2 separate regions of the Mus musculus genome follow, and region 2 is linked to region 1. Evidence: chromatin contacts called from ENCODE Hi-C or POLR2A ChIA-PET data. All regions are on one chromosome and are shown on one strand. The core of a region is the stretch at or near the end of the contact, and the rest is flanking DNA. Distances in the headings are between cores, read along the strand shown. Region 1 holds the start of Hikeshi (heat shock protein nuclear import factor). Region 2 holds the start of Eed (embryonic ectoderm development).

Evidence for each region. Hi-C counts contacts between places; a loop is a spot of excess contacts on that map. ChIA-PET counts read pairs that join two places held with the same protein, here RNA polymerase II (POLR2A).
Region 2: a map of heart shows a loop between it and region 1 (5-fold over the local background). The contact joins the promoter of Eed here to the promoter of Hikeshi in region 1. A Hi-C loop is called at or near these places in 7 of 37 maps with a recorded cell type or tissue (adrenal gland, gastrocnemius and heart). POLR2A ChIA-PET finds 5 or more read pairs at or near these places in 3 of 5 experiments (Patski and embryonic stem cell).

Annotation. Positions count from the first base shown.
Region 1 is chr7:89,939,234-89,943,298 of GRCm38, reverse strand. It overlaps Hikeshi (heat shock protein nuclear import factor), which reads left to right and starts at 2,095. Exons shown (of 5, transcript NM_026304.3): 1 at 2,095-2,330. The coding sequence starts at 2,301.
Region 2 is chr7:89,979,303-89,983,777 of GRCm38, reverse strand. It overlaps Eed (embryonic ectoderm development), which reads left to right and starts at 2,802. Exons shown (of 12, transcript NM_021876.3): 1 at 2,802-3,366. The coding sequence starts at 3,253. RefSeq lists cis regulatory regions at 2,325-2,332, 2,528-2,535, an enhancer at 2,507-2,543 and a promoter at 1,204-2,966.

The DNA.
Region 1 (4,065 bases), core at 846-3,345:
AGGTAAATCCTGATAATATTCCATTTTAAAAATGGTGAAAGCCGGGCATGGTGGCGCACGCCTTTAATCCCAGCACTTGGGAGGCAGAGGCAGGCGGATTTCTGAGTTCGAGGCCAGCCTGATCTACAAAGTGAGCTCCAGGACAGCCAGGGCTACACAGAGAAACCCTGTCTCGAAAAAAAAAAAAAAAAAAAAAAAAAACCAAAAAAAAAAAAATGGTGAAAAAGAGACAAGAGAATGTTAGGTTAGCCAGTGTATCATGCAGCTGGTAAATGCCTGAAGTGAACAGAAGCAATCTGACGGCCAGTGGTCTTACTACGTACATCCTTTCTAGTCTAAGTTCAGGAGGCAGAGGCAGGCGGATTTCGAGGCCAGCCTGGTCTACAGAGTGAGTTCCAGGACAGCCAGGGCTACACAGAGAAACCCTGTCTCGAAAAACCAAAAAAAAAAAAAAAGAAGAAGACTTGCACTGTTTGCACTGGGGAAGAGAGACCTGTTATGGCTGGTGGTCCATGCTCAGATAGATCAAGCTTCGAAAAGACTGTGTTCTTTCCTCATGCAAAAGGCACAGGGATTAAAGCTGAAAAAGGGAGAATGAGTGCGGTGGCGGTGGCGGTCGATCCTTGGTGCTACTTCCTTTAGATAATGTTTTGTGTTTCCAATGAGCCTTTTCTGGAAATGCATCCAGAACTCAAAGGACAAGTCAGTCAGTTATGGGGCTGTGTGTGTGTGTAATGCCAGCCCTCGGGAGGTGGAGGAGAAGGATCAGGAATCCAGTATTATCCTCGACTACACAGCACGGTCCAGGCTAGTCTAAATTATGCAAAACCTTGTCTATTTAAAAAACAAACAAACAGAGAGACAAATAAATGAATAAAAACAAACAAACAAACACCAATCCCAAAAGATGAGCAGCAGTGTCACACACTTTTTTATTTTTTGGCTTTTTGAGACAGGGTTTCTCCGTGTAGCCTTGGCTGTCCTGGAACTCACTTTGTAGACCAGGCTGGCCTCGAACTCAGAAATCTGCCTGCCTCTGCCTCCCATGTGTGGGATTAAAGGTGTGCGCCACCACGCCCAGCTAGTATCAGATACTTTTAATTGTAGCATTTAGCAGGTAGAGGGAAGCAGATCTGAGTTTGATGCCAGTCTGGTCTAGAGTGAGTTCCAGAACAGCTCAGGCTACATCGAGAAACCCTGTCTTGGAAAACAACTCCCCAAAGTGAGAAAACTTAGATTATTATTTTTTTTAAAAGGCATTTTTACAACAAAACTCCCTAAGCAGCACCAGACCCTATTCTTAGTGGCAGTTATCAATTAATTCATCATTTAATCCTTCCAGCAACCCAATAGGTCTATTTGTCTCAGTTTGCAGATGATTGACTGATGAAGCTGTTATATAGCTTGCCTACAGTTGTACAGCACATTAGTTGGGGCGGGGAGGAAGCACAAGTGAAGCACTACAAGAAATATAAGCAAGAACACAACTACGTGTTAAAACTAGTATTTAGTGGGGAAAAGGACTTCTGGACCTCTATAGCTTTAGTGGTCCACGCCTATAATTCCAGCAATTGGAGGCTGAGAAAGGAGTGCACAAGTTCGAGGTCTACCTGGGCTAGGTAATAAGACACTGCCATAAAAATGAGATAAAAATATATTAACATTTTTGATATAATGTTTGTCAGGAAGAATGCAGTAAGTTGGTTGCAACTTGAATTTACGCTCCAAAAATCAATTTTTCAAGCTTCCGGGCAGGTTATGCCGAACCAATTGCCCTCCGTATAAAACGGAGATAATATTTATCCCATTAAGCTTTTGAAAGGAGAGGCTGGGTGAAACGATTCTGGCAAAGGCGTATTGTTACTCCTAAAATGTTACACAACCGCCAGAAAGGTCTTCTCCCAGCACCACCTTTAGAAACTTTGACTCACACAGGCACGGAAATCATGTACTATCAGTAGTAACTTTCAAATTCTCCCGGCTCGCCCTCTGGGAGGCTGGCGCACTGCACTATGGGATTTGTAGTCTTAGCGCGATACCAGCTCCTCCTTACTACCTTAGAAGGAGGAAATGGGTGTAATGACCCGGAAGTACTCGTTCCGGAGAGGCGTGCAAGTTAGGAAGGAAGGGTCAGAGGTCGCCGGCCCAGATGCGTTCCTGTGTTGTTATGTAGTGGAGGGTCACGTTCCTTCCTGCAAATTCTGGAAGGTTCTTGAGTTCAATTAGGACAGTGGCTGCGGAATTCCTGGTGTCCGGCCTGAGGTGCCCGCTGGCCTAGCAGAGGCGCCGAGGGCGCTGCCATGTTTGGCTGCCTGGTGGCGGGGAGGCTGGTGAGGATGGCCCGGGCGGTGGCAGGAAGGGGTCGGTGACTGAGAGCTGGGTGGTGGCACGGTGCACGGCGCTTGGAACGCGGGGAAACCTGGTCATTGTGCTTTTTTTCCTGGGCGTGTGCGACGGACGGGCAATGGGACGCTGGCCCCACTCTTAGCTGTGTTTGCGAGGCTGTCAGGATGTGACTGCATTTTGTTGAGTGCGGATTTTGTTCCACCTGCTGGGTTGAGTGCTGTAGTTACTTGTTAATTTCAGCCTTCTGTACGGCATTTCGCCGTAACCGTGGTAACTCGTGAGCTAGTCTTTCTCTCTTTGCTGTTCAGGAACGTACACTCAGTAGATAGTGTAGTAATTACTCTTGTAAATTGATAATGCTACTTAGAAGTAAAGCTGAGATTTGTAATCTAAAGCTAAGTGGTTTTCGGAAAAATTCAATTTTCCGGACAATGAAGGTGTTTTGTTTTGTTTTTCCTTTTTGGTGTCTTTGGAAGGCCCCCCCCCCCCTTTCAGAAGTTTACCGACCCAGTTTAAAATACAATAATTGCAAGTTGCTTAATAGAAATGACTGAAATTTAGGTGTGAGCCGTACCTGTGATAACTAAAGGATTCGAGTACAATGCTTTCTTTTTGGTCAGAGAGATGCCCTTGCTTAGCCAGAGCCTTAGAATGAAATGAAATGAAATGAGTGCGGGAGTGGTTGAGGAGTAACCAGAGTGAATCTTGTTTGCTCTTTAGAAACCAGCGATGTATCCGTCTTGAGACGTGACTCCTTTCTCTTTAGAGCTATTCTTGTTTTGTTTCTCCTTGTTTTGTTAAATACTGCAACCTCTTTGTTAAATTGTGCCTCACGTGTGGTAAGCGAGAGCTCCACGCCTCCGTTTTCACCAGCTTTTGATAATGTATTCTATACACGCTGCTCTTAAGAAAAACACGTGGTTCCAAGAAACCATGGACTTCTGTCTGCAGTGAATGGGAGGCTCCTGTGGAGGTGAGGTAGTGCTAACCCTGGTCAATAGCTTTTGGAATGTCCCAGTAGGAGCTCTGGGGTTTGGAAGATGAAAGAAACAATTTGAGAAGAACGTGTTCCTCAGATGTCTGCCATTAATAAAGCCCAGCTTCGTGTCTTACACCTGTATTTCCAGCTCTTCAGAAGGCTGAGGGAGGAGACCCACAGTTGCAAGGCTAGACCCTGGCTCTAAAACAGTGGTGGGGTAGTTCAGTAGTTAAAACACTTTTTTCCTGTCTTTTTTGAGACCGGTCCTTCTCTCTGTACGCCTGGCTGGCTGTCCTAGGACTCTGCAGACCAGGATGGCCTTGAACTCAGAGATCCAAGTGCTGGGTTAAAGGTGTGTGCCAGCACAGCCAGCTCAGAATTATTGTAAGCCCAAAATGTGGCCTCAAACCCCATTACCACAGAACGAAACAAACCAATGAAACCCTATGTAGAGTCTGTGTTATGTTGTGAGCTAATCTGGAAGGGAATTTCCGGCTATATGCTTTATTTGCCCAACATTAAATTTATATGATAAATATCCAGTGGATATTTCTTTAAGACAAGATTTTTTTGGGGGCTTGGAATTGTATATCATTAGACATAAATGAAAATGAAGGACAAATAGAACTACTAGCATCTCAGAACTTAACTCCATTCTTTTGCTAGAAAAACCACCTATTGAAACTTACAAACCTAATTTTCATTCTTTGAGTCTTTTCTTTTTCCTTTTATTTCTATAA
Region 2 (4,475 bases), core at 1,553-4,052, 40 kb before region 1:
TCTTATCTAATACATGCTTATTACCAGAAAGACAGAGAAGCCGAAAGACAGCCAGCCATGATGGGCATATGGCTCTGTGATGCAGCACCTGCCTGGTGTGTGTAAGAGACTCTGGGTAAGATCTCCAGCCAGGGAGGAGTGGATGAGAAGAGAAGATGAACATATTGGTAGCTTAGTGGGGAGCCATATGGTACTGAGAAAGGGGCAGGCCCCAGAATTAAGCTGTGTGGATTCAGGCCTTGCCATTCCACACGCTAAAGCAGCTTGATGTCTTAGCTTCAGCTTTCTTATCTATAAGTGAAATGATAGTATAAAAAATGAAAGATTAAATTAGATAAATTGTGTAACGGACCTTCAGTGAATGTGACCTCTGGACTCAACTTTCTGGGCCCTTTTAGTCCTAGCATCTTCAAACAGGGATTGTGCTGGTTTTGATACAGTTGAAAGGAACACCTTCCATCTCAAAGTCACCGTGGACAAAAATGTGTTTTCCTTCTTCTTCTTCTTCTTCTTCTTCTTCTTCTTCTTCTTCTTCTTCTTCTTCTTTTTTTCTTACTGCATAGGAGGAGATTTCTGATAAAATCTTATTCATAGAGTTCACCCTGGTGATGTGGGCACAGGTGAGCTGGTGGGCTGATCAACTCAGCTACCTCCCAGGCCCAGATCCAGGACTTTGAATTGGCCCACCCCAATGTCTAGCCCAACTATGATTGGCTGGAATGCATGAAAGGGCTGGTCCTACAGATCCAAAGCTGAGGATCTCCAAGGCAACAACAGGATATCAGAGAGGAGCATCCAGTATTGATAGTGTAGCAGAAGCCAGAAGACTTCTCATTGCAACGGACACCTGCAAGATGTGTGGACAAGGGTATACTGTGTGACACCCTGTGACACACTACAGCTTCCACGATGAGAGGTGTTTTGGGTTTTTTTTTTTATTCTATCTTATTTTCTTTTGGGGAGGAGGTTGCAAGGGTGGAGGGCAGATACAAAGATGAATGGGACTGGAGTGCATGGTGTAAAATTCACAAAGAATCAATAAAAAGTTGATTTAAAATCTTAATCATAAAATTAATAATTGTAAAGCAAAGTAAACCTTTGTTTCAAATTTCAAAGTTTTATCTCCCAGCAACTTTTCCAGAAAAGATAAACATTTAAACTTTTTCACCTAAATTGTCTCATTTAGCTTACATAAACTTCCTCTGAAAGACTAAGACACTGGAGGGCGAAAGGAAAATACTTTTTATTATTAAGTGGGTGCCCAGCAAATGTCTTGTCTGTTTCTACCTCTTCATTTCACAAATGACAAATGACAATATAGAAACAATTCTGTCCTATAATTTCTACCTCTTCATTTCACAAATGACAAATGACAATATAGAAACAATTCTGTCCTATAATTGAGGAGAGGAAGTTCTTCATTCAGACATTCCCATGGCTTAACAATACACCCACCAAATCCACAAGGCTCACAAATTTATTATTTGTCTGTCAAGATTGTACCTGAGGGGACAAGTGAGCTGGCTCAGTGGTTAAGGCTGGCTACAGGCTGGCTACAGGCTGGCTACAGACTGGCTACAGGCTGGCTCGCAAACGTTAGTGACTCCAGTCCCAGGGATCCAACATCCTCTGACTTTGTGTACCAGTACAGACATGTGGGGCACAGACATACACACACTCATACACACATTTTTTTTAATCTAAAAATGAAAAATTAAAGAGTTTTTAATGATACGGGCAAATTTAGTTACCTTTCCCTATATTAAAAAATTGCCTTTTACCTAAGTCTCACAAACTCATGCAGTTGCTCACAGTGACTTATAGGTCTTGTCAGTTTCCTAGAGCCTCAGCTTTCAACAGCTAAAACGAACACTTAAGACTATGAATTATGACAATTCAGAACCATGTAATTTTTATTTATTTATTTTTGGAAAGAGGGTCTATAACGAAGCCCAGGCTGTCCTGGAACTCCTCGTGTAGACCAAACCAGTGTGTAGCTCTAACACACTGCAATCGACCTGCCTCTGACACCCTAGTGCTGGAATAAAAGGCATGCCCCCATACTCTGTCCGATCCATACAATTAAAAAAATTTTTTTTCAAACAGGTTTTTAGTAAATAGCCTTGATTGGCTCGGAACTTGCTATGTCGACCAGGATGATCTAAAGATTGAGGCGAGCAGGCAGTACTTCCGTTGTTGCCCTTCCGATGTTGGATTACTAGAATGTATCATGCATCACAAGGTATTTTTACTTAAGTCTAAATATGTAATTTAAAATACAGGCTTACTTAAGCCAATAGTGGCACCAACCGGTTGAATATAACCAATCATTGTAATAAGTATTTATTAGATAAAATATCTGCCCAGAACGGAGGCGTGTCCGTAGGCACTGATTTGGTACCGTTTTGAAATCCTCCCCGAAGCTTCAGAAACCGGTGGAAAGACTACCTGGTTCAGCAGACAGAACCGAGGGGAGGAGGGGCCAGGAGGCGGCCTGTCGTCTCCGTAACCCAGCGCGAGAATACGCCTCAGCGCATGCGCACCTGCAGGTGGGACCCGTCCATGTGCCCGATGGGGGAGGCGAGCAGGGAACAGCCTATAGATTTTGAATCTCTCCCTTCAAAAAAAGAATCTAGGCTGTGAGAAGTTCCGTAAACACTAACTCGAAGTTGTTCTCCCGAGCTCCGCATCAGGGACCGTAGACACAGACCCCCTAAAACAAGAGGTGACTTCTCTTTCCTCCCCCCTCCCTCGGGAGCAGTGGTGGGCCGATCCAGGCCACAGACTTTCGTTCGTTTGCAGCGGGTCGGAGATCGAAGGATTGAGCCAATTGCGGATGAAACGTCTTGGCCAGGAAGGGGGTGAGGGAGCAGCCCTTTGAGTTCCGCCTCGTCTCTAGGCGCTGGTGGGGAAGGGGGACGTAGGAAACCCCTGCCCTCTGAGCCAGCAGATCCGACGCCTCGGTGCAAAGTGTCGAGAGGGCGGCGGGAAAACCGCCCGCCCGGACCAAGGGACGGGAAGCAGCCGGGAAGCCGTGCGGGAGGGCGCGCGCGTGCGCGCCCCTTTTTCAGCAGTGTGGCGGGGTCGCACGCACGCCCGCCTCGGCGGCTGGGCGCGATTTGCGACAGTGGGGGGGGCGGCGGCGGTGGCGGCGCCGGCAGCTTTGCGGCAGGCTCGGGCCGGGCGTGCTTGACGGCGGTGTGGCGGAGGCCCCGCCCGAGGCGGCAAGAACCTGGAGGGAGGCGGAGGAACATGTCCGAGAGGGAAGTGTCGACTGCGCCGGCGGGAACAGACATGCCCGCGGCCAAGAAGCAGAAGTTGAGCAGCGACGAGAACAGCAACCCGGACCTCTCGGGAGACGAAAATGTGAGTGCAGCCCCGCCTGTCCCGGGACTGTGGAGTAGAAGTTTCAGGTTCTTTGGTAACTGCGGTCGGGGCCGGCGGGCGGGCGGCCGTGGGGGGAGGGAAAGGTGTCACCCGCGCTCAGGAGAACGCAGGCGTGCGGGGAAGTCCGGTTTGGCTGGGGCTTTCGAGCTGGGACTGCGGCAGATAGCAAGCAGAAAGTTGTCGAGGAGCGGATTAAAGGTCCCAAAGGGTCTGCGAGGTCCGCTCAGATCGTCCCTGCGTGGGAGACGGAGTTTGTGCCTTTGGGGGCTTGACGCTGATTGCGAATCTGAGATTGTACTTACTGGTTTAAAAGGCATGCTCGAGGTAAGAGGTTCAGTTTTCCCCAGGAAAGTTGGTACGAAGGGTCCTCGTAAGGATCCGAGGGGCTGTGTCACTGTAGAGCACTACGGGATCTTCAGGATGGAAAGTATAGATCTCTGGCTTGGGTTTACGTGACCGTGCGGTTATGTATGCCCCTTTCCATGGAAGTGCGGTGTGCCTTCGTGTCGACTTTTTTGTGGAAGGAGTAGAATCGAGAAGATCGTAGAGGGGGAGCCACCTTTGATTAAGGCAAAGGAGGGAACAGTTTGAAAGTTTTTGCTTAATGTAAAGGGATTGGAAGATTTCAGGCCACCGTGGTAAATTCTGTACTTGAGCCAAGTGTGAAGATTAAGGGAAGTCGGTGCTTAGAGAAATGCCGCCCCGTAAAAAAAAAAAAAAAAAAAAAAAAAAAAAAAAAATACTATGCAAGCGTTGTAAAGAGTACTAGACACGTGTTCTAATAATTAGATACTTATATTCTGATAGGGTAGCGTAGAGGCTTTGGCCTTTCGTATAATGATTACTTAGACTTTAATGAAAATGTCAAATTTATAATGAGGAAATTGTCAGGGAAAAAATTTAAGTGAAAGCTCATTTTATCTTTCCAAACTCCTAAGGTACATTTTTTGATGCTTTCTAAATTTATCCATAGTTGAATGATTGAGTTAGCTTTTGCTTCGGTCCCTTCAAAGAGGGACAAGACTTAACGTTTTGGTATGTGTGTTTTTGACACATTATTGAACCCTTTGGGGTCCTCTCAGAAAAAG